Linked DNA regions of Homo sapiens: region 1 is linked to region 2. The links are chromatin loops, found by intact Hi-C in ENCODE. Cell type or tissue: ascending aorta. All regions are shown on one strand. Each heading gives the region's core, and the rest is flanking DNA. Links, peaks and the distances in the headings are about the cores only.

Region 1 (16,459 bases), core at 3,230-11,229, 160 kb after region 2:
GTCATATTTGCTGCAAATATTTTCCCAGTATCTTTATCTTGGTGGTTGACACATAGAAGTTTTACATTTTTTAAATGTTGATATCCTGACATTGTGGTTTAGAAGAAAACACTTTGGTTATTTCATTCAGTCACTTTTCTCATGATGTTTACCTAAAAAATTTACATCGTGTTCTCTTACATGTTGAAATTTGGGAAGAAATTAAACATTCATCCTGTCACATGTGGGTCAAGAGCAGACATTAGCTATTTAGCTGATTGAGTTAAATAGGATACAGAATTGATAACTTCTTCCTCAAGGCAAATCTTCTGAATGGGTTTCTAATTCTAAAAAGAGGATACATATAACCTTATATTTGCAAGTTTATTCTCATTTTTCTGTCTTTTAAAAATAGTTTTAAAGCATTTGTCATTGGTAGTTTGTGCGCTTAGGGTAGTACTTATGGATGCATAACATCACATGCGGAAGTTCTGTGAAGTTTTCGATGTTCTACTTTCTTGGTTACTTATGTTACAGGGATTCTGATTGCATTAAGGATTCTTTCTTTCACCCCGGAGAAGCATACATCTGCTTCTGCTGACATCTGTTCTCCTTTGTGGGTTCTGAGGAAACATTTATTTCTTTTTTGCTTTTCTTCCTGTTTTAGCAATGTCTGCTTCTCATCTTAATAAATCACCTTTATGTTGCAATAACTTAATAGAAGGAGAATACATAGCTAAAGAGAGAATGTGTAGCACAGAACATAGAATTCTGAACAACATTCTTGGCTTGTTCCAGGGTATCTGCCAGGCATTTAAAAACGAGGTTCATGTGTATTGGCTTCTTTTTGAAAAGAAGATTATAAATAACAATATCAAGGTCACTCGTTTCCCTCCATGCTTAGCACAGGGAAGTTGGAATGGTGAATGAGTTAGGAAAGGCTTTGCTTTGGGGATGTAGTTCCAAATATCGGTTCTGCTATGTCTATGAGTTCCTTTCACCTTCCTCCCTGAAGGTTACTGTTCCTTCGAGAACCTGATGCTCTGCCTCCCTTTAGAGGTATAAAAGATCACCATAGTCTCAGGAGAGAAGGGATCCTATTCCACGTCTTCGAATGTACTGATCTTTCCACAGGCTCCTGGACTTCTGAGATGTTTTTCTTATGTCCTAGTTAATGCTACAACCCACTCAGTGCTGATTTCAATGATGAAATGAAAGGGTCTTATTGAAAAAAAATTATGAGATTAATTGCTTATCTTGTCTTAGGAATGAAATATTAACTGGGAGGAGATACGTGCAATATATATAAGGAGCTTATTTCCAGGATATATAAAGAACCTCTGCAAATCAATAATAAAATGAATAGCTCATTTAAAAGTGGTGAATTAAAAAATTCTCCATTGGACAAGCTCGCTCTCTCTCTCTCTCTCTCTCTCTCTCTCTCTCTCTCTATATATATATATATATATGGCTCATTTGGATACTCCCTTTTGGGAAAATATATATATATGTATATAAATAAAGTATAAACATCTTTTATATAAATATGTACATATACTTTTATATATACACATGTATATATTTATATAAAAGATATATATAACTTTAAATATATGTATATATGCTTATATATATGAAAGATGCTCAATATCATGCTTATCAAGGAAATATAAATTAAAACCATACAGAGAATCCTTTAGACAGATGCAGAATAATTAAAATTAAAAAGACCAGCTATACTAAATATTAGCAAAGAAGCAGTACATCTAGACTCTCATACTCCATTGCTGGGAGTATAAATTGGTTCAACCACTTTGGAAAGCTGTTTGACAGTATTTATTAAACCCAATCAGAATACCAATTCCATGACCTGGTAATACCATAATACAAATTCCATGACCCAGTCTTTTTAGCAAATGACTAAAACACTCCAAATGTTCCTCAACAAGAAAATGGATAAATAGTAATGTATTCCTACAACGAACACCATAGAGTAGGAATTGGCAAAGTATGGTCCAAAGACTAAATCCTAGTAAGTAACATTTGTTGGAACAGAGCTGCTATACTCAATCATTGACACATTGTGGATGGCTGCTATTGTGCTACAAAGGCAGAATTGTGTAGTTGCAACAGAGAGCATATTATCCACAAAGCCTAACATATTTACCACCTGACCCTTTATGGAAAAAGTTTGCCAGTCCTGCAATAGAGGCAATGACTAATAATAGACTGCTGGTACAGGCAAGAACATGAGATGAATCTCATGGATATGATGTTGAGTGAAAGAAGCCAGACAGAAAAATGTACATACTGTATAATTTCATTTATAAGAAGTTCCAGAACAGGCAAAATTGATGGTGTTAGAAATCTGAAGAGTGGTGATATTTGGGAGATACACACCAAGAAAGACACAAGGCAAACTTCAGGGATCCTGGAGATGCTCTGTATCTTGATCTCAGAGATAGCTACAGGAACCTGTACTCATACATAAAAGTCAATTGAGCTGCACACATGAGATTAGTGCACTTTACTTTTTTATAGGTAAATTAAAAAATTAATGGAATCATGAATTTTCTGGCTCTAAAATGGGCATATTGGCTGAAACTCTCCATATATGGTTGAAAGGTAAAAACCTGCTGTTTTCCGTGACTTTGGAAGAAGTTGAGGCTCAGTTTTCATAACTGTAAATAAGCCTGGCCAAATTTACTTTACATGACATTTACAAGGACATTATAGTGCTTGATGAGATAGCACAAACTTTTGCTAAATAGCATGTCATCTACAAAAGAATGTCTGTATTTTTTTCTTACATGCTTTTCTTTCTTGTTCACTGACCTTCTGCTTTGCCACACCATTTGTTTTATGCCATTTCTTACTTATAACAATGTATTACCAATTTTGTGCTTCCTTGTTCACCTACATCTGTCTCTTTTCCCTAGTATATTTATAGTAAATTGCTTGCATAACCCTTGGGCCTACATTAATTTATCTTTGAATGTTTTTCATTTCCCCATTGTGTCCTCTAACTCCATTGATTTACCCTATTTGATATTTCTTCATTATTCTAAAATTCACTTGGCTGCTGTTCAACATTCTTATTTTTTCCCCTTTTGGTTGTCCCTGTGTCCTAATTAAACCTAACTAGGTTATAAGAACTCTTGCACAGAGGTTCACTAACCCATGCATTTGAATTGCATTGGATGGATTACTCAAGCTTTGCCAAAGATTGATTTCTTTCTAGCTTTCTCTTTTTCATGGTGCAAAATTTAGTAATCTTGTGCCCTGCCTGCCAACCTACAGTAGTACATGATTTATTCATTTTTGTCACTTATTTCCAGAGAGCTAAAATCATATGTAACTAGTAGCCTCTTTTATTAGCAAAAATGAAAAGTAATAAGAAGATATCAATGGAGTAGGCTATTGCCATAGTTGGTAATCAAGATGATAATCAAAGATTAAGCCTGCTTCCTTTAAAGAATTCCTGAGCACTTTGCAATTACGTTACCACAGATCCTCTTAACATTGCTGCAGTAATTGGAAAACTACTAAACATTTGTTACAGATAGAAGAGAGCAACAGAAAGTACATGAGCTTTCTAAGTTTCCCTCAGCTTATCAACAGCCTGTAGAAGAAGCAGGATATTCAGATGGGGAATCAAAACATGCTTTTAAATCTCAGTTCAAATAGAAAAATAAGTGACTGGAACTAGTGATGTTCTCAAAATCTCAACTTGAGTTCGGGCTCCACCTTGAGGTGTGCTAGCTTGGGCATACACTGAAACCTAAATATTTATATTTCTAGAACTGGAAAATCACTACCTCTCCTTTATACCAACATGTCTGGGAATGAATCAGCTTGGAAAACACTTGTAAGTGCTCCCTTGAGGTCATCTTTTTCACAGAATCAAATATTTTAGGGTTTGAAGGAATTCTCGAAGTCACCAATCCAACCACCCAACTGATACTTGAATCATCTCCACAACATTCTAAACTCCTGTGACCACCAACTCCATCTGTACACGTCCTAACCAGGAAGCCATCTTATCCTTGGTTCGAACTGTACCAAAGAGCTATGCTGAATAGTAAGCTCTTCAAATATTTGAACATGGCTTGTGTGTACCCCTGAGTCTTCTTTTCTTGAGTCAAACATAGCAATTTCTTGTGCCATTCTTTATATAGTGTAGTTTCAAGTCCCCAGCCAGACCTGGTCACTCTCTTCAGTTTCCATGAGCTTCAACAGTCTTTCATTCCTTAAAAATGTGGGGGCAGAAAACTAAACAAAGTCTTCCAGTTGTGGACTGATCTGCACAGAATGAAGCTGAAGTATCCCTTTCCTCATTCAAGATATTGGTGCAGTCTCAGAATTTGTTTTTCTAGTCAACACATCTCATTGTTGGCTAATGAGAGCTTATCCTCTAACCAAGGTCAAGTCCTTCTCAACCACTGCTCCGTACTCATGTGTGCCCCTTATAGATACTATGAGTTGACAGCCTCTATCAGACCATTGCCCAGGAACAGTCATTGGCAGTGTCTATCTGAACTTTACTCAGCTCAAGCCTTTTTGCCTGAACATACTGTCTCTCATGCCTTGATTAAGAGCTCCGTAGGCCTATATATATGTTAAGAGGCTTAGAAATGCACGTAACTTGGTCATTTATGTAAGAGTGTACATAAGTCCATTTGTTCAGCTTCTAAAACTAAGATGGTTTTTCCTAAAAGCAAGATTTATTGACATTTTAATGTAAAGAGCCAGAGAGCAATATTTTCTGTTTTGTGGGACACATGTTCTATGTCACAAGCACTCAGCTCTTGGGAAAGGACCCATAGAGAATATGTTAATGAATAAGTATGGCTGAGTTTCAAGAAAACTTTATTTACCAAAGCAAGTATCAGGCAGAATTTAGCTGATGGCTATAATTTGTTGACCTCTGCTTTAGAGTATCTGAAAACATTTTGTGATTATCATTTTTTCATTATCTTTAAACATTACCATGAAAATGGTAAGCTATTAATTATATTTTACAGATAGAGAAATTTAATAATATACTGAATAAGATCACTCGATCATCTCGTAAGAGCAGTTAATATGTACTATTGAGATAATCTCTCAAATCATCTCCCTTCTCACCATATGGAATCTATGAGATACGCATTTTTATTTGGGAAAAAAAAAAGATTTCAGTGATATCTTACTTGTTTTTTTTGTCTTCTGGTGGGTAGGTTCCTCAGGTAGATTTGATTATAATGATTCCATAACACTACAATCTAAGAAAACCTTCTTTAATCATTGCCCCTGTGCCTGAGGGCAAGTTGCTGCTGCTAGGACTCTGTGTGTGCAATTTGGGGGGCATTTAAACAATGCTCACTGTCTTTCCAAACTATTCATCCAAATACCTGGCCTCCTAAAAAAAAATTGAAAATGCTCATCAATTCCACGTTTTCAGCACTTAACACAATTGTTTATGGGCTTCACTCCTGTACAGCTAGTACACCTTCCATATGGAGCTTCTGCCACGGGACTTTGTAGTTTCATGGTTTTTGCACTTTGGGGTAACAGAGGGGATTCCTTCCTTCCAGATCACTGTCATTTTAAGAATCAAGTAGAGGCTCACTGAAGCACGCAGTTGTGCTTTTCATACTAATCTGCAGCTACATGCCATGAAAAGTGTTAGGAAATCTGAGATGATAAACTAGGGCCTCAAGAAACTCAAGCTGGTAACAACTAAAATGCAGGGAAAGGACAAATGTCTTGGTTTTACCCCCTAGCAAAATCCCTTTTTACAATTCAGGCATCTCTTATCATGAATATACTTTGGAATTTTCCATTCTCCCTAGAGTTCCCTTCCTTAGCATTTTAGTCTAGGAGGCATTTGTTCTTTTGAATGTCATGCAGTGTGACAAATTAGTTCCCTTACTTTTACTGAAGCACTTAATAAGCTGCTTCGCTTATGCACCCTTACTCTTCCCAGGTGTTCTCATAGTCAAAATGTAACAGCCTTCTGTTTTTCCTGAAAAGTCTCCTAATGTTTCATTTGAGAACATCCAGAAAACAGAGGTAAAATAAATGACATAAACATACCATAAAAAGTAGGTCTAAAATCTATGTTGCGCTGGCTGTGTTTTCAATGGTCTTGCGTGTAAGGGTAAATTTGCTATAGGATGAGAAATTCAGTCTTACTGATTTATTGAGACCATCAGTAGCAGAATCAGTACTTCAGTAGCAGAATCAGTACTGTTAGGTCCCAATGGTGGTGAAGGGCCTTTCTGCATGACCAAAGAGGCTAACAGGTTGTACACTTGGGCTTCTGCAAACCCAACCATACTCAGGTGAAAAGAATCAAAGACAATGAAATAACACTCAGCTAAATTAAAAAGGCACACTTATTTTCACAGGGACTACACAAATAAGCAACTAAAGAGCCAACGTCTTAAGAAACTGAGCCTCCAAACATTAAGAACATCCTAGATTTATTTCCTCGCACTCTGGACATGGAGTAGGCAGAAAACAACACAATCCCAGAGAAAGCCTGTAAGTCCCACTCTTTTCAATTCTCCACTCCCAGGATCTTTGTTAAATGGCCCAAATTAAACATGATGGCTCAAATGCCCTCACAAGAGAGTTGTTACAATCTACCTAAGCAAATTCAATTTACTGAAAACTCTCATGGCTTTATTCCCATTCTCTTCAGCATTTGCAAACACTTTGATAGTTTTCAGTCTGGCATTTTCCATGAGTTTCAAATTTGAAAACGTGAAAATCCAGTCTGATTTTGAGGATAGCAAAGAGTTAATACTTATGGGGAAAAGTCAGTGCCCAAAAGGAATGAACTACATTCCCTTTTCAATTTCTCTGCCTTCTGGCTAACTTTCCAAACAGATTTAATCACTCTCAGTATGTCACCATCAGAATCTCTCCCCAATGGCCAGCACACAGCGGCTACTGGGCTCTGAGACTGCCAGGCAGCCAGCAGCCACCTCACAACCTCACCACTCAGCCCAACCAGCTCAGTCCCTCTGGCACCCTTCGGAGGCTGAGTTACTGGCATGAATACTTTCAGAAAGCCCAAGTTAGCACGGGGCCATTTCAATGAAATTAGTGGTGAAAACCATCAAGCATGAGAATTTGATTTCCATCCAAGGAACATAGGTTGATTTTTATCTGCTCTTCCTTGGCATCAGAAAAAGAGGCTAGGATTTCAATAACTGCTGATGCCATTGCTTGTGTGTTGCTTTCTGGTTGAGGATCACGTGCCTGTCTGTGTTTTCTTTCAGAGCACTCATTATTTCTTGTGCTTTTAGGGGCAGCAATTCTAGTTTCCAGAAATTAGCATTTCCTTTTCTTGCCTCCAACAGTAGCAGTGCCAAAGGAAAGCTCTTTTAATCAACTCTGTGCCACAAAATAAGTTGAAACTGTGACAGGTGAAAGTTCATCCCCAGAGGTCCCGCCTGCCCAACTTCCAGTCTTCACTTCTCATCCAACTTCCCTTCACTCTAAAGCAAAAGTTCATTTTTTTTCATTTTCTCTGGAACTGAGAAAATAGGAAGATGCTGGAGTAGGACTCTCCAGCAACATCAAAGTGGGCTCAGCACATAAGGCTCCTGCAGCCACGTGTTCTCTCTGTGACGTTCTCTGTGGATCTCCAGGGAGTGTGAATCTGATTCAAAAACCAGGACCCTTAGCCCAATCAACCACTCTCCCAATGGCATGTTTCTCAGGATCCCGCAAGGGATACAAAGGATTCATTCCTTTGTAGCAGTGCTTTCTAATATGCCTTTGTAATTTGTTGTGGAAGAGTCAGTCACATCTCTATGCTCTTTGCATCTGTTTATTTCTGGCTCGGTATGTTTTCTGGCCTTATTAAGTATTCACAGAGACACAATAACTGTCCTTTTAATCTTCCAGAAGTTAACCCTCTAACCCTCTGAGTTCTAGTATTTTAAGATTTTAGTATTGGCTTTCTCCATCTCTTGTATATCTTTCGGCATTCTAAATACCACCCCTGATTACTGTACTTTCAGAGTGACAGTGTTTTGGAGGTGCAGAGTACTTTAAAGTATTTAAAATCCTTTGCCTGCCTCTTTCCTGCCAAGATCAATTTGTGATCTCACTCTGCGTTCATTTTCCAAGGCTGAGGTATTTCATTTTTCTGCACCACAAATGAGATATTGAAAATTATTGCAACTGCATCAACAGAGGAAATCATTTCTTGAAAGCTGTTGCTTTTCTTTTAAAAGTGATATTGCAAACGTTGTTTCCTATCCTGTAGTAAATAAGCTTGTCAAAAAGGTAAACTTGCTCAAGCCTTCATGAAAGACAAAACTACAATTTAATTGTGTAATAATTTAAAGTCTGCCTTCCTTAATAGCGGCTCCCACTTGCCTAAGCCTCTTACGAAACTGTTGTCATAAGTGGAACTTACCCTGGTCCAACTTCTATCCCCACGCCCACGGAGGGTAATGCCTTCCGGCATTAACTTTGCATTATTTTACCATATGGAGACACATAACATTCCAGTCTTCACCAGGGCCTACTTACCCACAGCACCCAGGGCCCACGAAAGTGTTTTCACTTTAATCTTTTAAAATCAGAATAAAAAATGAATATAATAATTAATGTAAAATCATGAATCCCATCTATATTCGCCTTTACTCCAATTCAGTTGTAAAATATAATTATATATAATATATATTTTATATATATTTATAAATATATAAATGCATATACAAATATGTATTTATAATATATGGACATATAAATAAATATGTAGATAAAATATAATAAATATATATACTTTTTTCTTTCATGGAGGAAGGTGCCCATGAAGGCAAAAGTGCCCAGGGCCCATGAAAGTCATAATGTGGCTCTGGCCCGAAAAGATTTACTTATTAGGTAGGTCCAGAATATGCTGGGAACTTAGCACTACTTGGAAGACATAAAAATGTTATTAGGGGAATGATGATATTGTTTCATTTATGGTCTCCTCCCTGGCCCCCAACATTACGGGCTCCACCCCCACCTGGACTGTTTCCCTCAAGCTGTCTTCTCCCTGCTTTAACAGCCAACAAATCTATGCGTGAGCACGCTGACCTAAAGACAGCCAAATAGAATCTCCGAGATAGCAGAGAGTGATAAGCCTCCATCCAGTATCACAGAAGGGGCACAATATATGTTTATAGAATGCAAGAATGACGTTGTCATAGAATGTAAAGAGGGCAGGTTTTGGAGCCAGAGGGACCCAAGTACAACGTTTGGCTCTGTCATTTACTGGCTGAGTTGTCTTGGTCAAATCACTTAATCTTCTGAACATCCTATGACAACCAGTGATGATAATGCCTATCTCGCAAGTTGCTGTAAGGCTGGAAGATAATTTATGTACAAACACTTACTATAGCTAAATATTATATAAGCATTTTATGTGTAACCTATGATATAGTGAGAATAAATAAAACTGTTATGGAATAGATAACAACTGACAGTAAAATAAAAGGTATTGAATAAGCAATTGGCATTACTATTATTAGTCAACTTCTTCACTCAAATTTTGAATGGGTATTTCCTGTTTATAAGACTTAAGATATAGAACTCCTCTGTAGTTTACAAAGCCCTTTAAATATGACAGATAGTCTTCTGTTACCTTCCTCTTCCTCTTCCCTCATACCCGCTATTTTGCTCTAGCAAGACTTGCAGCTCCTCAAATCTTCCAGCCCTTCTCATATTTCCATGATTGCACGTGCTGTTCCTTCTGCCTGGAACACTCTCCCTTCCCTCCACATTTGTTTGTCTAGAAAATTCCTACCCTTCTCCTTCCATACACTCTTTTGTCCTCAACTCTCTCCTATTCCACATTCCTTTTCATTCTCCTTGCTGTAATGTAGCTTGAAAAATGAAGACATTGTTTAAAAGCACTGATATCTAGTTCTCATGAATTTAAATATAGTATCCATAATTTCTTAGATGACCATTTAAACATAATGAGGTAGGGTGAAAAAGGAGATTTTGAAGAATCTTCTCGTCCATCTTTAGTTAATCATTTAGCTAAAATAAAATCAGAAATTTCATTCAGAGGGACCTTAACTTGGGACACGCCCTCTTGCACTCTCTCTCTCTGTTCACCCCTTAACACTGTTATGACTACACAAGAACAGCTTTTCTCCTATAAGCAACCAGGCAATATTCCAAATATTTCTATTCTTTATTCTAAATACTTTGGACCATAAGTTGTCAGAAATTAAATGAACCAAATTTGGAAAGACTTCAAACTTCCATAACATTATTAACTATGCACCATTTAAAATTTGGCTGGCTGATAATATAAATGGAAAAAACATCTAGAGTCTAATTTTACCTAACTCTCGATAAAGAGATGAAATCTAGATTTTATGAAGAAGTAGATAGCAACTTCCAAATGGATGATTATTTAATTTATTATTCTATTAAGTCCATGCTCATTTTATTCCATTTAGCACTTGAAGCTGAGAAATCAACTTTACCAAAATAACTTTGATCATTGTAGGTAATTCATAATTAAGTTCTTAAACTTGGTTATGGAATTTTAATGTATTTGGACTAAATACATATTTGATGAAAATTTAAAACTAAATGTTTTCAGGTTTCAAATATTTATTATGAGTCCTTTGGATGTCAGCATTCTTTGACAACAGTGTACTACAGCTTAATGCTTCTGAGGAGATTAAAATATGTATTGTATTATTATGAGTGATGATTTATGTCAGGATGTGCTGTCATCTTCTCTAATAAAAAAGATTACAAAACAGATAGCTATAATGTATGGTGCAGGGGGAGGGGGCTGATTTGAAATCTCTATGTTCAATTTTTAGCCAGGAAAGCTATTTATAAGACCTCTCCATATTAAACAATACCCAATCAGTTCTACTGACAGAGAGATGACTTCTAAAAATGAAAAAGGATGAGGCGCAGGCCTATTATGGAGAGTGGAATTCAGGCTCAGGTTGCAACATGAATGGGTTTGCAACGACAGGCTATCTTCTGAGGAAGAAGGCAAAGCCTAGGAAAAGAGAGTAGGGCATAGCAACAGGATGCGATATAAGAGCTATTATGATGTCTTACAATACGAACATTTTTTAAAATTCTGAATTTAGAGTCTATTTAAAATGCATTATCCAAAAGGCTATTTGCTATCTTTAGAAGTTTAATGCATTTTAAAGTAATACTCTTGCATTATGAAGTGTGAAATCACAAAGTTCGACATGGGATGACGATAACCAAGGGCTCCTCCATTATCCAGTGCTAGGAGTCAGGTAGGGATCCCATTATCGACAGGGAGGTCTCACATTCACATCAATTTTGCTTGCATAGATCATAGAGTACAACGTAGCCAAGAATCAATTAGCAGAAGAAATTTAACGTGCCCTACTTTTTAAAGCTTATACTTGGGAATACATGAAAAATTTTCTTCCTGAAAGCTCTTCTGTATGTATAAATAAATAAATTCATATACACAAAATATGTATTTGTAAATTTACTATTAGGAGGTCAATTATACCCTATGGGAGAAAATAAGAATAGAAGATGATTTGATCAAGCAAGTAGCTATTATCCCCCTGCAACAGAATCATATTATTCTGATCTAATATATAATTTTGGTCAAAGAAACTATTGTTAAAGTACAAATAATTGGAGTTTAGTTTTGTAAAAATAGTGATAAATGCTAGCTTTGTAGCACTATAGCATACCTAGCAAGACCCAAAAGCATTCATGGATATAATTTAAAAAAAATTTTTATTTCCATAGATTTTTGGGGAAGAGGTGGTATTTGGTTATATGAGTAAGTTCTTTAGTGGTGATTTGTGGGATTTTGGTGCACCCATCACCTAAGCGGTATGTAGTGAACTCAATTTGTAGTCTTTTATCCCTCACCCCCTCCCACCATTTCCCCTGAGTCCCCAAAGTCCATCGTGTCATTCTTATGCTTTTGCATCCTCATAGCTTAGCTCCCACTTACAAGTGAGAACATACGATGTTTGGTTTTCCATTCCTGAGTTACTTCACTTAGAATAATAGTCTCCAATTCCATCAGGGTTACTGCAAATGCCATATTCATTCCTTTTTATGGCTGAATAGTATTCCATTATGTATATATATATATATATGTGTATATATATATGTATACATATATGTATACATATATATATGAATAGTATTCCATTATATATATATACACACACACACACATACATATATCACAATTTCTTTATCCACTCGTTGACTGATAGGCATTTGGGCTGGTTCCATATTTTTGCAATTGTGAATTGTGCTGCTATAAACATGTATGTGCAGCTATCTTTTTTGTATAGTGACTTTTTTTCCTCTGGGAAGATACCCAGGAGTGGGGATGCTGGATTGAATGGTAGTTCTACTTTTAGTTCTTTAAAAAATCTCCACACTCTGTTCCATAGTGCTAGTATTAGTTTTCATGAATACAACTTTGAAGAACAGAATGGCAATGGTGTTAATTTATTTAAACTCTAAATCCTATCTATATTAAAATAGAATTATTAAATGCTACTAAATTCTATGTTTCACTATATTTCCAGAAATCCCTAGTTAGTTTATTTTGTAAAAAAAAAATCAATTTATTTTCACTTCATTTGGAGGAATTTTGCCCTGTCCATAGGTAGCAGAGTGAGAGATAATAGTTATGATGAGATTCTTTAAGTTATTCTATCCCTGTTATCCGCTCTATCACTGTAGAAATCATCCCAATTATTATCCCAGGAAGAGGAAGATCTCAGTATAAGGACTGTAAGATTTATTTTGCACTAATAGCCATTTTAAAACCCTGAATCAGAAAATTTAACTGGATGTGACTTTCACGTGGTTCTTTACTGCTTGTTACACTTTCACATTGTGGAAAGTCTTCTATCCAGAGATGTATGTCAGTATTTTGCTTTCTCTAGACTGTTTGCTTAATCATACAAGAATAACAATAACAATACCTTTCAATTATAACTTGTATGTGACAGTGACAAATCACTCTTGAGGCCTGAGTTTTCTCATTTGGAAATTGGGATAATGAGATCTACCTCGCTGGGTACAAAGAAAAAAAATAAAGGTGATGAGTCTGGAAGTAATGTGCAAACTACAAAGTTGTATCCCAATATTAAGTAGCTTATTACTGGGAATGTGCTATGTAAGTAACACAGGACTAATGACATTATTTCAATAGATACAGTTTTATAGATAATATAAAACGAGTATTCAAAGTTGTCAAGCTGTTTTTTCAAGTTCACATGTTGGTATGTGATGAAGTTAAGGCTCCAACCAGGTGGTCAGTGATCTAAAGTCTTGTAAGTGCTTTATTTTTCTTCTTTGTTTCTCTGCTTTTCATGTGGCATCTCATAGATAAGAGTTAATATCTTTCTTGCAAATTTAAGTACTGTAATTGCTTCACACTCAATCACTGGTCAGATCACTCTCCCAACACCCTCTACACACTGCATATTTATTCTCATTTTTATCTAGTCATCTATACTGTATCTGATTGTCCTAAGTCCTGCCTCTAGTTTTAAGAAAATTAAGATTATGTAATGCCTTTCCAAGTGTCCTAAATCCTGCCTCCAATTTTAAGAAAATTAAGATTATGCAATGCCTTTCCAAGGCTCGGTGTGAAGTTGCACTGTAGTCCTGCCATTTTCTCCAAGGGCTCTCTTGAACCACCCAGCCCTTCAGTGACCTTGCAGAGCAGTTGCATTGCTACTTGGCAATCTAGTGCTTGATTGGAATATAACTTTTCTAATCCTTTTGTGAATGTAATTCTCATCCCTCTGAACTAGATTATCAAGTCAAGTATAGGGAATAAAGCTACCTTTTAAAAATACCTCCCATAAAATTTGAACACTTATTGTGGATTTGACTAAGGGATTATTTTTAAAAATGTTTTAAAGATGTGATGATGGTATTTTGGTTATTGTTTTTTTAAAAAGAGTTTCTATTTCTTGGAGATACATACATGAGAATTTAGGGGAAAAATGATATAATGTCTGAGACTTGCTTGAAAAAAATCCTACAGGGAGTCAAGGGAGGTGGAGGTGGAAGGAAGTAGGGGGATGGAGATGAAACAAAACTGGCCAGCACGACTGTAGATAATTATCAAAACAGGATAATAAGAAAATAGGAGTTCGCCAGATACTGTTCCACCTATTTTTGCATATGATTAAAAATTCCCATAATAAAAATTAACAAAAAAGTGGTTAGCACAAAAGAAAACTGATGTCTCCCATCAATACTGGCACAATATTTTATATACAGTAGCTTTAGTTAAGTCATAAATAGATGGTGAGAAAAATAATGATTCAGATCATCTTAAATTTATTTGGAAGAAAATAAAAGGTTTTAAAAAATTCTCACTCCAGAAATAAGCTTCATGGTGAGCTATTTCTATCCTGAGAGAAACAACCAAAGGTGAAAGAGGCTATTTCTTGGACGACTCTGGTCTCTGTACCCCAACATGTAACCCTTATTGTCCATGTCCATGGTGTCATTAAAGAAAATTAAATATGAGTGGTTTTAATACTGAATTTAACTTACTTAAACTATCCATAAAATGAACTACTTCCTGAACAAATGAAGAATCACAACATATATATGCTCAATGTCCAGCTGTCTAACTGAAAATGCAGAAGAAAAAAAACTAGATAACAGATGTAGGAGAAAAAAATTTGACCCAAATTCCTAAATTCTTAAGTTTCCTAACATCCAAGTAGATGACTAAAAAGAGAAACTAAAAATGGCAGTCATCTCCTCTCCATTCCCTCCTTTCGCTTACTAACAGAACCCTGGATTTCCAGGCAGAGCAGCTTGGGTGACACTGATTCTTCAGGTGCCAGGGTAGCCCTCACTGTTGTGAGCCAGCCAACAACACACTCAAGCCCCAGCCACTGAGTGTGTCACAGGGCTGGGCGCAGTCCCATTCTGAGACAGAAAGATGAGAAGAAACATTTGCTGAGGGATCCTTGCAAAGCAGCTGATTGGTTCTCAAGGAGCAATTTAACAAGACTGTGTTTCCTGCTGGACATGAATGAGGAAGCAGCTAGCCTCAGATACTGCTGGCAGCCAGCTTGCAACCCCAAGGTGGCCAGTCTCAGGGAGAGACCACCTCCTACAAAGCAGAGCAGAGGTGCAGTGACTCTGGTTCCAGGTGACACTGCTGAGCCACTGAATCCAGCTTCACCGGCAGCTTACTTTCTCTCTTGACTCCTCAGTTTTGAGAGGCAATAAATTTCTTTCAGTATTGATATGGTTTGGCTGTGTCCCCACCCAAATCTCATCTTGAATTAAAGCTCCCATAATTCCCATGTGTTGTGGGAGGGAGCCAGTGGGAAATAATTGAATCATGGGGGTGGTTTCTCCCATACCGTCCTTGTAGTAGTGAATAAGTCTTATGAGATCTGACGGTTTTATGAGTGGTTTCCCCTTTTGCTTGGCTCCCATTCTTCTCTTGCCTGCCGCCATGTAAGACATGCCTTTGCTCCTCCTTGCCTTCATCATGATTGTGAGGCCCCCAGCCATGTGGAACTGTGAGTCACTCAAACCTCTTTTTCCATATAAATTACCCAGTCTCAGGTATGCGTTTATCAGCAGTGTGAAAATGGACTAATACAATTATGAAAGCCAGTTTGAGTTGGTTTTTTTAAACTGAAGTGCAGAATATTCTAGCTGACACCCTAGTCTTGTGCATGGCTCCTTAGATAGTACTGCTGTTTTCTGATGAATGGCCATACTCTTTACATGTCTTCTTGTCTGCTGCATAAGACTTCATCACAGTTCAATTCCAAATGGCCTAACTAAATGATGAATCTGATGAGCTCTGGTATACAGGTGCTCAGGAAAGTGAATGGCAATTACTGAGAATACCAAGTCTTGTTAAAAATATATGTCAACATGCTAATAAGACATGTAAATGGCCACAGCACATTAGAAACCTTAACTGTATACAGCAAAAGTAGAAAACTTTAACTGTGTCTATGAACACCAAGGACATATGCCAATCTACCTCTGTCAGTGATTGAAAACACAAAGATCAGAAATAAACTGAAAGCCTAAAGGGATTTTTAAACACTCTTATCTTTGAAGGAAGAGTGAACAGATGAGGAAATGGTTGTGGATGCATCTGCTTCATTTGTTAGATTTTTCTCTCTGCTCTTTGAATCATGATTTGAAAAAAAGAAAAGTATAAGAGCCTTATGCGTGCAAGAGTAAGGAAGCTTACAAAATGTATGGTAGAGGTGAGAATATTTGCATTTAATAAAATATGATTCACTGAGGCAAACACCTTAAACAAACATCTTAACTCATCATCTGCTGCTATTATAAACCCAAAGGGCATAATTTTCAGGACACAGCTCTGTGGGGGCAGGCACTGGCTTGGTAAAATTAATCAATTCTTTCTGGCAGATAATGAAATACGATTTATCACAGTACTGTTCTCCCTAGAATAGAG
Region 2 (16,459 bases), core at 5,285-13,284:
TGAGATCGGGAGTTTGAGACCAGACTGACCAACACAGAGAAACAGTGTCTCTACTAAAAATACAAAATTAGCTGGGTGTGGTGGTGCATGCCTGTAATCCCAGCTACTGGGGAGGCTGAAGCAGGAGAATTGCTTGAACCCGGAAGTTGGAGGTTGAGGCAAGCCCAGATCGTGCCATTGCACTCCAGCCTGGGCAACAAGAGCAAAACTCTGTCTCAAAAAAAAAAAAAAAAAAAAAAAAAAAAAGGAAAGTATGCAGGTTGCAGACTTAAAAATTGTGCAGATTTTAGTTTCCATAGATCATTCCTCTTAGAAAATTTAGAGCCAAAGGACTACATCTCACTCCATTTCAGCTCACTTTTATTTTACTACTTTGACCTACAAAGATCATCCCCCTTCCACCCTTGATCTTTTCATGCATTCCTGTTCTCAGAGTTCTAACATAACAGTGACCCTAAGTTGCAAAATATTCACATTCAACTTATTTTCTCTTTAGCAGTAAATTTCCTGAGGCTGTATCCCTGACTATCACAGGCCCCGAGTGAGCAGTCAAAGAGATAAGTTACATCGCGTAACTTATGAATGACAGCGGGTGTTAGGAAGGGAGTGATTAGGAAAGAAAACTCCTAAAATAGGCCGGGTGCGATGGCTCACGCCTGTAATCCCAGCACTTTGGGAGGCGGAGGCAGGCAAGTTGCTGAGCTCAGGAGTTCAAGACCACCCTGGACAACATGGCAAAACTCTTGTCTCTATAAAAATATAAAAATTAGTTGGGTGTGGTGGCACATACCAGTAGTCTTAGCTACTTGTGGGGCTGAGGCCGGAGGACTGCTTGAGCCCAGGAGGTTGAGGCTGCACGGAGCTGTGTTTGCGCCACTTCACTCTAGCCTGGATGACAGAGCAAGACCCCGTCTCTTAAAAAAAAAAAAGGAAAACTCCTAAAATAACACTCCTTCACACTGAACCCTTGGTAATAGCCTTTAACTAACTGATTCAGGGTTTACCCAGCTAGGTCAATGGCTAGAGCACAATGCCTCATTCCAGACAGAGATCATGGCCTCACTCCCTTCTCCAGCTATGGGCAATGGCAAGATAGAAAGCTGACCAGCTCGATATTAGGGCCATTTCCAAAACATCAGCCATCTCCCACCATGACTCAGTCCCTAATTCAGCCTCATGTATGTGACAGAGAAACCAGTTCCTGCCTGGGCTCTCCTCGAGGCATTTTACATGGGTTTACTACAGACTTCTAAAATTCATGAAATTTCTTCTGGCCACTCGGACTCCATTTCCTCAACTGTAAAATTCAGGATTTTTATCTGGATTAAATGAATGAATATATTCATTCATGGCAGATGGTTAGGTCTCAGTAGAGGCTGGCCATCACCAGTACAGTTTTCTCAGAGCACACTTGCCCTCAATAGATTGCTGTCATGATGGAGCACTTGGGAAAAATGGACCATGGCTGGTCAGAAAACCTCAGGACCAAATATGGTGTAATTATTGAATCTGGTAGATGCAGTAACTCTCTGCAGGAGTGGCGTGAACTCAAGGATGTCACTTGGGGTAGAGGGAGGCAAGCAGAGGGAGCCAGGAGTTTCTGCTCTCTGCAGAGATGGTGCTGGCAAGCAGGATTGGTCATCTCTGCTCCTGAAGCAGTGGGTTCTCTGTCCCCATTTGCATTGGGTGCTGCTTGTGGGTTCCCCCAAACTTTCTGGTGTCAGCCACACCCAGAAGCAGATTAGGAATCTCTGGTAATTAGTAATCCCTGGAGATTACTAGGAATTGACTAATTAGTAATCCCTGGAAGAGGCTGTGATTATCTCCCACATCTGTGACCCAAAAGAGAGAATTTACCATCTAAGTGTGATTTCTATTTTTTAAAACGATTGTTGCTAAGGAAGAACCTCAATCACAATGCTCACGGAAAGAAATCCACTGCAATGCAGAGACAAGTGAAAGGATGCAGCAGCAATCACTAGGGCAGAAAGTCTTCTTAACGTGTGCGAATTGCCTTTGTCCAAACTTAGCGTGTGCCCTCGAAGGTCATGGAATGCCTCAGGTGTTTCATGAGATGGAGGACTTGGCAGATGGCACAGGCGTGAAGAGGAGGGAAAATGGGTGTGAATGTTCACAGGTGCCTCACTGTGTACTAGGCCCAGTTCTGAGGGCTTTCTGTGTCTTCTCCCGTTGGATATTATTATTTAAATGTAGATCTGATTACTTTGAAAAACACAGCTAACTACCTTTTTAAGTATATCATGAATTACGCCTGTAATCCCAGCACTTTGGGAGGCCAAGACAGGTAGATCACTTGAGGTCGGGAGATCAAGACCAGCCTGGCCAACATGATGAAACACTGTCTCTGCCTAAAATACAAAAATTAGCCAGATGTGGTGGTGCACACCTGTAATCCCAGCTACTTGGGAGGCTGAGGCAGGAGAATCGCTTGAACCCAGGAGGTGGAGGTTGTGGTGAGCTGAGATTGCGCCACTGCACTCCAGCCTGGGTGAAAGAGGGAGACTCCACCTCAAAAAAGGAAAAAAAAAAGAAAAAAAATGTATATCATGAATTAAATGTACTATCTATGTTACTAGCCCTGGCAGCTCCAAGTCCTGACTCTGCCCTCACCCCTAACCAGGTTGTGAATTTAGATGAAATAAAATTTATATTTTTATTTGACGATGGCCCTTTCCTCATCAGGCGCTATTTACTGCATCCTACAGATGAGAATATCAAGGCTTCAATACATGAAAATCCCTGCCAATGAGTCAAAGCCCCCATGTGAACCCAGATCCAGGTCTTCTGAAGAGTTCTCTCCAAAGAGTTCTGTATCATTTCTCCTCATAAGAAATGAGGGCAAATGTGTTGGTTCAAAGGCTCAGGGGATGCTGAGGCTGGTGGCCACAGATTTGTCTCTGAACAGGGTGAAAGTAGAAGGAGGTGTAAAAATTCTTTCCTCCTTGTGGTATCTCCTTTCTAGTGGTAGACATTTAACCCACCAGTTAGAAGGGTTTCTATAAGCCTTTATTTTACTGAGATATCATAAAACAAATTCAAAAGAACCTCCTAGAAGCATTAGCATTTTTGATCCCCAATATATTCACACTCTGGATTTATTTATTTTTTTAATTCTTAAGAGAATGAAGTTTTGGAATGCAATAATAGTGTGAGTGATAAGTCTGCTTCGCAAATGATTTTTTTTTCCTTCTGTAAACATAAATTCAATGATTTTGGATTTTGATTACTTTCCCTAAAACATGCTCACATTTACTTTCCTTGTTTTTTCCTTTCTTTTGTTGTTGTTGTTGTTGTTGCAGAGAAAGCAGATATTCCACAACCTCTCTTTCACGGAAGGTCACTATATTGAGCACCAACCCTTCGTTCATAATTCAGAAAGGTTCTCCATCCTGGGAAGAGCAACAAATTAAAAAACCGCTACCGACGTGCAGATATTTTACAGCGCAATCCAGTGAGACTCTGCATTTTCATACTGAGAAGTAAAATATGACCTAGACAAGACCCAGACACAGGCTCATAAGAAAGACTACGGGGCTTTAAAATTATTGCCTTGATCATGGAAAGAAACATGAGGAATCACTGGCAGCCACAACTCAGGATGGTCTTTGGGGGCAATCAGTGTTTGACAGAATCAAAGAACATCTGGAAATCAGCATATTTTGAGCTAGTTCACACCCTGCTTGGTTCATATTTCAACAGCTCTATGTACTAAGGCAGTTATATGGCCCTGAGAAAAGCAGCCTGGATTTATCCTTTGGGATTAAACAATTTCAGCAAAGCTAGCAGGAGAACAGGAGGTAATCCCCCCTCACTGGACTCTAAATGCTACACCTGCGGCTCGGGTGTGTCATGGCTCATTTTAACCTGCCTCAACATTTTCCGAGCATCTACCAGCAAAATGCTTTGCAGGGCATTTTACTCACAAAAATGACTCTCCAATCTACATAAGAAAATGTCTAACTAATACTTCCTGGGCTTCTGTCCAAGTAAAGATTGACACACTTCTCTCTGACTCTCCTCTCTACACCCTTTATGCTGCAGATGACCAAACAAGAAGGAAAAAAAAAAAAAAAAATCACAACAACAGTGAAGAGAGCAGGGTCTTTCAGTAAGACAGGAAGAGAACGATGAGGGAATTTAACAGATGGTGCTGATTTTGGCATGGATGTTCTCCCTAAAGTTCAGATAATAACTCTGGAGTCTCTATAAGATAGTTGATTCCCAAAAGGTCTTTATTATTTCAGAAACATGCAGTTCAAATCCACACACATATAAAACAACAGATAGCTTGCAAAGTGTCTTGGTTTTCTTCTCACAAGAACTCAAGAATCAACCCACTGTTTGTTAGATCCTGATTCTTTCAGGATTGTATATTCATTCTAAAACAGTGTTTAAGGGACATTTTATGGCAACTATTTATCCTACTAGATGTCAAACCTAAAAGACTGTAAATTTGCCTCTGAAGTGTCCCAGATTGTCTAAGGAACAAATTATGTGTGTTATTCGTAAAGGTCTCTGGACCTTTTTGAATATGTTTGTGATTGTACCTGATACTACTTCTTGGCAAGGATTATATATCAAGGTGTACCACCCAGTGTGGCTCGGAGACTCCTGGAAAAAGATCCCAGGAGGATACATGGTTTACTTTGTCTACTTCCTATAAGGGTTTGTGGACATTCAGCATATCCTATCCACCTTAATTTGAAAGGCTTTTTCCTGCTTTCATATGGTAGTATCCTCTCTATCACCTTATCTCCATAGGGACTTCTTTCTGATCCTGTTTTCTTCCCTTTATAGCGTTGTTGCCCTCCAGAGGGCCAGAACCACCATGGTTTTGGTAAGGATAAGACAACTCACTCTTAAGTACTTTCTAGATTATGCTTAGTAGTAACCCTTTGGGCCGCAGCACACTCCTGGACTGAGAGTCATGGACCAAGCCCATGAGTAATAACTGCATGTACTTCTACCTCTGAAGGGTTAGTTACAATCACAATAAATAGTTGCATTTGCATGGTGTCTAATAGTTTGACTGCCTTCACATACCTTTAATCACCCAATCACCATCAATTAGCTATAAATTAGGTATAACTATTAATATTACTCTTTTTATAGATGAAGACTCTGGGGCTTAGGGAGGGGAAGTAAAGGGCAGAGCTTAAAGCTGGATTTCCGATGGAAGGTCCAGGGCTGGCTCTAGAACATTACGCCTGATGTGCTCAGGAAGACACTCAAGCAAGGGCTCTGGGGCTGAATCCTTATTTTCTAGGTCCCAGACTTGTGCTTCTCAAACTGGGTTGTGCTTTGGCACCACCTGGAGGGCTTGTTAACACAATTTTGGGGCCCCACTTGGAGTTTCAGTTTCCGTAGGTCTGGAATGGGGCTTGAGAACTCGATGTCTAACAAGTTGCCAGGGAATGCTGATGCTGTTGTCCCAGGAACCATAATGAGAAGGCCACTGTTTCAGAATCTAGGACAGTGGTCCTCCATCTTACTTTTACACTAGAATTTCATGGCATGCTTTAAACATCTATATTGATACCTGCACTCTACTTTAGAAAGATTTGGTTATTGTAGAGAAGAATCAGGGGGCACTGGTATTTTCTGCTGTTCCCCAGGTGGTTGTAATGTACAGCTGAGGTTGGAAGTCACTGTTTTAAGGCAGGAGCCAGCAAACAGTGGTCTCCAGCTGGCTGCTGCTTTGTAAATAAACGTTAGTGAAGCACAGCCATGCTCATGTGTTTATGCATTGTCCATGGCTGCGTTCAAGATAAAAATGTCAGAGTTGAATGGCTGTGACAGAGACCACTGGGTTGCAAAGTCTAACATATTCACCCTCTGGCTCTTTCTAGGTAATAAAACAATATAGAGGGAACTACAGAAGATACCCTATACCTTCCAAGTTTCAATATATCTTTCCAAATCTTGATAAAGGCAATGTGGGGAGCATCAGAAAACAGAAAGAGGGTGAGCTCTTCTATAAGGGGCTTGACTCAAAGTTGTCATTTCATTTTTTTAAAATGACCTTTCTCTCTCCTTCTCTGCTCTCTGTACACCCATTCTCCTTTCCCACCATCTTAATAGTTTCTCCATCCTAATAGTTGCACAGGCTTCTCCATCATGCATTTGGACTCAGCTTCACTGGCTATCTTCATTGCATGCTCCCCTACACATGAGCAGCCTGTTGCAGTGGAAAGGGAATGGTAATTGGAGTCAGAGGATCCGAACTTGAATCCTACCTCTGCTACTTAGTTGTGCAATCCCAGGGAAACATACTTAGCTTCCATGGACCTCAGTTTCCTGACTAGCAAGACAGAGAATGCCCTACTCTTAGGGTTATTGCAGGGATTAAGACAGATGACTTGAAGTGCATTGCAAAACTGCCCAATGTCTTACACATTTCATTTACTAATTTGGCCATAAGTTCTCAGGAAAATGTACAAAGTGCAACTAAAGGACAATGCATTGATGTATTGATTTCCTTTTAGGATTCACCAGGAAGGGATAGGAACTGTACCTCTTCTAAAATTGGGTTTATCTTAGTTTGACAAGAGGGGAAAAATGCAAACTTTCTTAAGCCGCTGTTTTTATGACTTACTGGAATCCCAGGATTAGCACAGAGAGCCTGCACACTCAGATGCTGACCATAAGATGCCGTACAGCACTGGCCATTAGTGAGATTTATGGCCATGACTGCATCTAATGCATAATCTGGAAAAGGGCAAAATATGAGTTGAGAAACTATCTTTACCTAAAACTTCAAAGTTAGAAATGAAGTGGAAGAAATTTATAGTAAAAAATTAAGGGACGCCCTGAGTATTTCACAGCTAACTTAGGTGGCTCACAAGACTTCCTGGCTCAGCACTATATTAAGAGGGTAATGTATACCGATATTAATTCATAAAGCAGATGAAGACCCTGGAATCCTTTCCCATCCCTGATGCACAGACCAATTTCATCTCTAAATCCCTCATCTATCGCCCCTGGGAAAATCCTGTCATGTACAGAATCCTCGCAATGATTTCCAGAAACTTCATGTAAACATACAGAGAAAAGAAAATGTTAACCTCTCTCATAACTCACAGGCAGTGGCCAAAGAGAAAAGTGTCTTTCTTGTAAACAGAGATCCTCACATCTGTTACTTCTCTTGCAATCTCCTGACATCAAATTCGCTCATAGCAAAACTCATTACTGGTCAATTCAGTGAAAACCACCAAACTGATTTTGTTTATAAAAAATTCCAGAACATTACAGGAAACAAAAACCTTTTCGAAAATAATCTATTTCTTGCAACAATTCGACACAACGGCATTATTATTTCTATGAAACTATCATAAGATTTTAAATCACATGTTTTGAGCTCTACTCAGAAGGCAGATTAGCTGCATTTTGGTATCTCCATGCCAGAGACCAACGGCTGAGCCAGCCCCACACCAGAGAGAATAAACTGGCAACAAAAACTATGTACAGAGACATTAGGCAAAGACTTCGCATTTTCCATTTTGATAAAAACTTGCAAAATGGAACAGCAAGAATATAATTTGAGCAATCCGTCAGACCCAAGACTGCTAGTATCTTTCTTTTGTTCTTTTATTCCCCCTACTTGGAACTTTCACAATTTATCACATTGCAGATCTAGGAGCACCATTTGAATAAGATTAGGTGATGGCTAATTACTACAGTTCAGCTGAATCCAGCTGCCATCCATGGGCCTTGTTAAAGCCCCCAGTGACCAACTTCTTGGCCTCATAAGCACTTATTGGAAGAAACCAAAGCCAAAAAAGGATGAGAAAAGGGGCCCAAAAGAATTATAAAAGAAAAAATTAAATTTTTGAATATCGGGTAATAGTCAAAGGAATGTCCAGTTTCTAGAACCTGTTCGGGGAGATTCTTCCAGCCTGCTCTTATCCACCTCTCCCTTCTTTAATTCCTGTTGCACAAAGCATTACTGCCTCATAGTTTGCAATGACTGAGACTCAGATGGAGAACAGAAATAAAATCTTACATGACTTTAGATTTCTCCATCGCTTATTGACGAGAAGAAAAAAAGAGAGAGAAGAGCACATGTTTTTAGTTGACGAACTCTTTGATATAATCCAAAATTGGCTTAATATCTATATTCCAATGCTTAAAACTTTCCCTGAGGAAGAAATCTCTTGCTTGAAAAAGACTGGTACCCAAATTAATTCACCTTTTACTTTTCCTAAGTAGTGATCCTTGCTTTCCATCTTGCCTAAAAATCTTTGTATTCCCAGGTTTAACTCAGAATTTTCATACTAGGATCCTTTCTCATACTATTTGGAAATGCATGAATTTATGAAGGGTCCATTTTAGGTGGACACTCAAGCAATACTTCCAACAACTTGACAGACAAATGCTGCTGTCCGTGGACAAGGATGAACCTCTCTTTGTTCTTATTTGTGGCTACAATGCAGATAGATCAGTTCTGGGCCCTCTGCCTGACTCCATGTAACCACACAGCTGCTTAAAATCTGCTTGGGATTAGGGGTGTACACTGGGCTATGGAACCAACTAAAAATATGGGCCCAGATGGTCAGCAATCACTCAACCCTGGCCTCATTTAGGGGTTGCTGTAAATCAGGGACGGGCAAACTTCCTCTCTGAAAGGATAGGTAGTATTATTTTAGGCTTTGCAGACCATAGGGTCTCTATCGAGATGACTAAGTGCTGCTATTGTACTGTCAGTACAGCATTAGACAATATCTAAATGAATGAGCAGGGCTGTGTTCCAATAAAGCTTTATTTATTAAAATAGGTGGCTCGGCCCGTAGGTCATAGTTTGCTGATTGCTGCAAAGAAACTTGTCTGACTAGCTGACCCCAACTCTGGTTTACCTATTGTACTAGTCCCCATCCTAAAAATCACTGCATACAGTTTCTTAAATCTGCCAGTTAGAGTTGATGTAGCACCCTCCAAATCAATCTAAAATGTGATAGAAAAAGGAGGCAAATTTTTTTATTAAATATTTGGAGGGAGGCCCAATTTCTGAGATCAGAGGAAGATACTAAACTCGTAGAACAGTCTTATATGGTTATATCAATGTAACAATCAGCCTCTTAAGAAAACCACATAAAAGGACAGCAATCAACCCAACAAACCCACTAGATCTCGTATCCAGAGCTTTTTGAAATAGGCTAAGGTCTCAAGAGATATATAGGTGAATATGCAGTTTCTCCTCTGTACCTTTTTGAGATTACACAGGGAAAAACATGGAGCACAGAGCTCATTGCATATTGACTATTATCATCCACCTTTAACAGACAAGGATTTGAGCTGTGCTTCTCTTAGCATGATGTACCTACGAATCACCTGGGATCTTGTTGAAATGCAGGTTCTGATGCTGCAGGCCTGGGGTAGGACCTGTGATTCTTCATTTTTTTAACAGGTGATACTGATGCTGCCAGTTTAGGAATCACATTTTGATAAACAAGGACTTGGGGAAGTGGCTAGCAACCTTGGCTGCACCCCAAGGACATGCTTTAGGAAGCTTTCCAAATACAGATGCTGGGTCAGTCCCAAGCCAAACAGATCAACATCTCTAAATACGAGGCCCAGGCATCAGTATTTAATGTTTCCCAGGTAATTTTCATGTACAGTCAAGACTGAGAGTTCCTGAGTTAGAGGCTCAGAGAAATTAACTGACTCGCCCAAGGTCACTTGGCCAGTGGCCAAACAGACTTTAAACGGTAAAAATTTTGCTGGCCCCAGGATCTTTGAAAATGATCCTAAAAATTATTACTAGGCAGGCATAACATAGGCAAGGGTTGCATCGTTTCCATAAGAATTGCTAATGTGAGAGAGAGAAGAAGAGGAAAGGTGGGATTAAACTTATGCAGGGAGTTATCAGTCCTGATCGAGGGAACACAGAGAAAGCAGGCAGCACAGTTGCTCTGTTCCAGTGTGAAATTCCCTTTCAAGGATCACTATTTCTTCATGAAAGCAACATGGTAGGAGCCTCTCAGAAGGCATATTCAAGTTCAGCAATGCGCAGTACCTTCAGCTCCTTTGATGAATCACTACATGATGAAACTTTAGAGGCTGAGTAATCACATTTGGCTTCGTTTCTGCCTCTTGGGAGGTTCAAAAAGTCATGTTTATGGGAAAGGGTAAAATTTCTGACCCAGGGATTTTTTTTTTGTCCCAAATAGGACCAAGGTAAGAGAAGAGGAGGAGGAGGAGTAGGAGGAAGGAGGAGGAGGAAGAGGAGGAGGAGAAGTAAAGCAATATTGGGAAATTATCAGACAACCCAAGATTTTCTGAATCTCCTAAACCCATTCAATCCCATGTTGTGAATGGAGGTCCATTTTCATCTGGAAAAACATGAATTTCAATTACATTTACACAATTGTTCAACCACAGTTTTCAAGATCAGATGCATTTTCTCACTGTCTGCAGATCCTGTGGAGAATAAACCTCCCCCCTGGGATGAAGACCTTGGCTGTGTAATTTGGGACATGCTACCTCAAAGGGAAAATGAAAGCGTGATTCTCTTCTGAGGGAGGAATTGGACATCTCCCAGACTAAGCAAATGGCAGCTGCAGACGGTACTGCGAGGCACAGATCTGCTGCTGGGAACGACATCCTTCGAGGTGGAAGATGTGAGGGGCCCAGGGTGCGGTGGGCCCTGGGAACACTGTGAACTCATGTGAAAATTCCTAACGTTGAACATGCAGGGAGAACCCAGCGTTTTGCCAAATGTTTTCAGGAGCTTAAATTTTAAGCATCATTTTCCTGCACTTCTGTTCTTTTTGGATATTCTTGAGGACATTTTAGTTTCTTTATTTTGTCCCTCTCTGGCTCCATTTTGGGCAAGAAAGAAATACAAATCTTACTCTAAAAGATACTAACCAGCTCTTTCAAAAGGGAAATAAAGCTGAGAACTCCAGTGTCAGTGGGAAGTATCTCACCAACTCCATTTCAGCCCCCCCCGGGGTTCTTCCTCAGGAGCTCCAGAGTTGATGGGGACCCATTGGTCAATGTTCAGAGGGGTCACAGCAAACACATTTCACACTCACACAGAAGCTTACAGTCCTGTCGCTCAAAGGGACTGCAGGGCCTCTGCAGTTCACCCCTGGTTTTAACGATGAGCAAACGAAGGCTTGGTGATGGGCAGTGACCTGTCGAAGGTCACATAGTGATGCAGGGGCTCCCCAGCCAGCATCTCCTCCCACAGCAGGCTGCCCACTTCCCCAGCGGACGTGGAGCAACAGACTGGAATGAGCCCCCTTTCCTTTCCCTGAAATACTCAGTGCAGTGACTAACATAAGGTTCAGAAATATTATTTGTTTGTTTATAATTTATATACAATTGCTTCCTAGAAAGACTTGCAGGAGGCAGGGCCATGCTGCTGGCTGTGGATGGGGTCTCTCTTCACGTCTGCTCCTGACAAACACAGAGCAGTGATGTCAGACGGCAGCTGCCATGAGTGAGACCAACGACAGGACAGCGACAGAACAGCCAGAAAGCAAAGCTTTGTTCCAGCATCCCCAGGAAGTCTTCGTGTGGCTTTTCCCTCTCTCCACTGGAAACCTCACTTTAGGGTGAATCCTTCCATGTAGGAGCCACGAAGTCATTTTACATGTCTAATTAAGAGTAGTCATTCTTCCAAGAAACATGCATTGAACACATTGGCATCGGGCATGGAAAGATGGAAAAGGTAGGTTCTCAAAGCAGTAGCAGTCCACTTAGCATGTGAGGTGGTATCTATCAGGATCACAGGCGAACTTGTTAAAAATACAGATTTGCTGTCCCCTGTACCCCACTGGCTGACTTAGTGTGGCCCTGGGTTGGCCCTTGGGAATCAGTATTTTAATAAGTTTCTCATGTAAATGATCCGAGTCCCACATATTCCGAATGCTGGTCTAATGTGCAGAGGAATCCTTTGAGACAACAGCCACAGATCCTTCTCTACTGTTGGCTTTGTAGGCGATCTCCAGGAAGCAGGAAAGATCACCCTTTCCTATTTTTTCTCCCAACAAAATCGGAGGGGAAGGGGGAGGAAGCATGCTTGGATGAAGAAGGCAGGTTTACCATCTCCAGGTGTGCAATGTGGCCCTGTTTCCTCTCCTAGAAAATCTCTCAGCTAAACTCCTGCCCTAAGAAAAGGAGGCACTGAAGCTGTTTAAGGAAAGAGAAAACTAGGTGAAACTCTTTGCACTTAGATTCCATTTTATAAGGGGCAGTGATTTTTTTTACTGGGTATCACACTTCCTGTTAATAAAGTGAAAAAACAAAGACGAAAAACCTCTCACAAAAATACTCCGACCCACTCACTTTTGAATCTATATTTTTAGTCAATGTGACCACCTCAGTGTTACTGTAAAAGTGAAACTCTTGAAAAGGGGACCTGGGTCAGAGTAAAGTGTCAGTTTCGTGAGCAGACATTCCTCCAAGTGCTTGGCATTTTTAGAATGTTTTGCTGTCGTTTTTTGCTCTGACTGCAGTAAACGAACCGTGATATGAAAACACCATTTTTCCTGTGTTGTGGCCTAGCATTTCCTGAGAGAAGCCACAGCTGTGAGGTAGAGATGGGGGACATGGTGGGTGCAGAGGATAGAGAAGAAGAGAAGAGCTGGGAAAGAGACGCAAAAGGCCCACAAAAGGGAGAAGAGAAAAACATCTGCAATGAGATGCTCTGTAATTAATCATCTCCACGAAATTCCAAGTCTCCAAGCCCCGTCCGCCATGCAGTTTGCTGACACAGAGGGGGAAAAGCACTTTTACAAACACACAACTAGTAAAACCGTTACAGCTACGTGAACAGCCAGGCTCCAGCAGAAGGCAGTGGCCCTTATTTTTAAAATTATGCATGAAATCATACATGTGGAGAAAAAGATAACAAATTCCCCTTTCTATGCCTTGGAATATGGGAGTCCCAAAAGTATCCTGAGAATATTTGCTGTCTCATGTTGGTGCTGATAGACGCTAAACTACCAAAATATTTAGCTGTAAAAGTCCCTTGAGAACGTTATTGTTGATAAAATACCAGTGGGGGAGCTGGAGGTAGACCCTCCTTTTCCCACGCTTGCATTTCTATAATAGATTGTCTCATAGGAGGAGGGAACAAGTTACTCTGACTTAATTTTCCTTACTCACAGAGTGCCCGTGTTTGCAAGCTGGAAAGACTCTTCGAAATCTCCTTTACTTTCACTCACTGTGTTGCTTCCCGCCATTTAACTAAAAGAGGAAAGGTTAAAGGACTCACTAAAGTTTCCAGCACATTTTCTGTGTTTTCACTGCAAAGTGACAACATGTAGGCCATAGAATTCCTCTTAACAGTGAATTTTAAATGAGTTTGGATGAAAAGGATAGTCAATGTAGGTTTATTGATGGTAACAAACCGAACATCTTGTGATGGTTGGGGAGGCTGTATTTACGTGGGGGCAGACTTTTGATGTGAAACTAAAACTGTTCTAAGAAAATAAAGTCTGTCAGAAAAGAGGATCCATCCTGTTTGTGAAAGTGGACAGTGGATCCAAGGAGTCTGATTCTACTTTTTTTCTTTGTGATTATAATTTTGTGAAATAATTTTATTTCTGTTCCAGAAATAAAAAACCTAGGTCTTGTTCTGGCTCCTTATCTCTGCACTTCTGATATGCTGTCCTTGTGCCATAAATCTTAACTTTGTGCCTCTGTTTCTCCTATTATTTTAAAAGGAGAGGAGTCAAGATGAGGGAAGATAAATAAGGTAAGATAATTCTCTATTTTGGAATATATGTGCCTGTGTGTGTGTGTGTGTGTGTGTGTGTGTGTGCACAAGCATACCAAAAATACCTGATCTTAGTGGAAGAAAATATAAATAAATACAGTCAAAGTGATTTTAGTTATTTCATCTTTCTGGATTCTAGTGTTCTCACTGGTAAAGTGAGGGCATGGAGATGGATGTTAACATCCCTTCCAACTCTAAGCATCCCTGAATGTAGAGCAAATTCTGGAAATGTTTGGAATTGCTTGTCCCTGGTAGTAATGTCAATCTGCATGCCTGGCTGGATGCTATCTTACTGGCTTCCCCATGTGACCACCACGAAGGAGCGTCTTTGAGGGAAGGAGGTCATGGTCAGAGCTTCTAAGGATCAGGCTCTGGTCTCATTGTCGTCTTGCTCTGCTTACCCAAACAAGTTATCTTGCTTTTAGCCTTGGCGTGAGTCAGCTCAAAGCCAAACATGGTAAACCAAAGAGCTCTTCGGGTCACACGGATCAAAAGGGTTGGGAAGGAGCTGACCTCAATCCAAGAAAATGCAATTATTTGAACCCAGAAGACAAAAATATGTAATAGGGATTTTAACCAAAAGCCAGTAATCCTGGAAGGGCTTTTTACAATTCCCATGAGCCTTTTAAATAACTTATGCTGAAAGCTTCTTATTGTTTTAAATCAATAGAGCCATAGCTTTTACTCCTAATCATCAGTTCAACCGAAAATAATTTACTTGATATTATACTATTAGTATATAGGAAGCGCTTATAAAATGAGGACCTTGAATCCCAAATTCCCATGATCAGCAGTCTTTGAGAATATAACAGTGATTTAATGAAAAGCAAACTCAGATGCATAGTTGATTTAACGTTCTGGGAACACACAGTAGTTACTGGCGTCCAGACTGACTGCCCTCTGCCCTGCCTTTCACCAAGTTCCTTTCTTTACTCCCCTTGGAGTGAGCACAAATGAGTGAGCCGCGTTCTTCTCCAGGCTTCATCATAGAATTCTCTGAAGTTGCTCTGGGCACTAAAAATAGTCCTGGTGTCAGAAAGGAACATATCTTTCTTCTTTCTTCTCTTCTCCTCTTCCTCCTTTCTCCCTCCCTCCCTCCTCTCCTCCCTTCCTTCCCTTTTCTTTTCCCCAAACAGAGGCACTTATGAAAGTACTGTGGACGACAAAGAAGAGACAAAATAGCAGTAAATCCCTAAAATGTCTGTTCACCTCTTGTTTGACCTTTGACGGCAATAGAAACATCACAGACACCACGAGGATTCTAACGTTAGGCCCCTGGGAACAGAACATTCGGCCCTGGGAGTCTCTTCAAGAGAAACATCAAATTGCTGGTTCCAGTTGTTTCAAGTTTTACAAATGAGATATGGGATGTGAAAACCCTTTGTCTATCCTCACGCATGTCACAAACGTGGCGTATCCTTATTAGTATTTGGTGAACGACTATAGGCTGCCACACAGATTCTGCTTCAATCTGGAACTATGCTGCATTTTCTGAGATAGGACAATGGGTGGACATAAATCTAGAACAGAAATTAAAAAAAAAAACAAAAAACCCAGGTCTTGTTCTGGTTCCTCAGTCCCTTATCTCTGTGCCTCTTATCTGCTATCTTTGTGCCGTAAGTCTTAACTTTGTGCCTCTGTTTCTCTTATTCTTTTAAAAGGGGAGGTGTCAAGATGAGGGAAGATAAAAATAGCTGCAAGATTCTTCTTGTGGCTGTCATTCCCCATAGTCAAACCTACTCTCGAAGCGCTGATCATTTTACAGTTAAATTACAGTTGGTAACTTGTCCCTGTGTTCACCTTCAAGGGAGTTTTTTTAAAAAGGCTATTTCAAATGCTGTTCACCTTCACATTCAATTCAATCACCTATTTTGGGGTTTTCATGTCCTCTACCAGTATTTCTACCTTGTCTGGCTTGAGTTTTTTTTTTTTTTTTTTTAAGGCTTTCATAGATGGTCCTCGGTGGTGACCTGAGGCCACAGGCATGTACGCTGCTCTCAGAAATCAGTCACTGGAGAGGCCATGGGTCCCCTGCCTCTCTGTGTGCCATCATTCCTCTAGGTTATTTTCATCCACCATTTAGCTGCATCCTTCCCAAATACCTTCATGTAACTTGAATCTCTTATCAGCTTCCCAAATGTTCACCCTGGGACTTTTCATTGTCATCTTGCTATGTGGCTGTAACTTGGAGAGAAGCTCCAGTGTTAACTTTATTCGACAACAATGCCGGAAGCCAGCATTAGCTTGCAGTTCTCTTCTAGTCCTCAGCGACTAGTCCTAAATGTGCCGAGAAAAGCTTTATTTAGTAGCTTTAGCTCATCTTAAATGCTGCAGCAGGAAGCCATATCAGCCACTTCCTGTAAAGACTAGGGCTGGGGCAAGGGTGTTTACCTACAGGCTTTGAGTTGAAGAGTCACTGAATAAATGAAAAATCTTTTAAAAAATCTACTTGAAATCCTATCGAATAATTTAAATCTTTGTACTTAAATGTTCTTGAGATTTTTCTATTTGTATAAGTTTAAAGGGTTCAAGTGCAATCTTGTTACATGAATACATTGCATAGTGATGAAATCTGGGTTTTCAGTGTAATTATGCCATGAATATTGTACATTGTATTGCACCCATTATATTCTCATCTCTTGGCACCCTCCCACCCTCCTACCCTTTCCCTCCAGTGCCTATTACTCCACACTTTATGTCCATATGCACACG

The links. Peaks named below come from ENCODE experiments on the same cell type or tissue, not always from the same donor. Only the 100,000 strongest peaks of a DNase experiment are listed, where the experiment ranks them.
Region 1: a loop joins it to region 2, with 2.9 times the contacts of the local background. A loop is called at or near these places in 2 of 110 quality-filtered maps.

What each region holds. Positions count from the first base shown.
Region 1 is chr13:94,160,927-94,177,385 of GRCh38, reverse strand. The region is part of intron 4 of GPC6 (glypican 6); the gene reads right to left. All of the region lies in intron 3 of GPC6-AS1 (GPC6 antisense RNA 1), which reads left to right. Among named protein-coding and RNA genes, the nearest start is that of GPC6-AS1, 19 kb to the left of the region's middle. In ascending aorta, for the core only: no CTCF peak of the experiment used is centred there; a DNase peak (open chromatin) is centred at 6,965.
Region 2 is chr13:94,323,539-94,339,997 of GRCh38, reverse strand. All of the region lies in intron 6 of GPC6 (glypican 6), which reads right to left. Among named protein-coding and RNA genes, the nearest start is that of GPC6-AS1, 140 kb to the right of the region's middle. RefSeq lists an enhancer at 12,535-12,644. In ascending aorta, for the core only: no CTCF peak of the experiment used is centred there; a DNase peak (open chromatin) is centred at 10,017.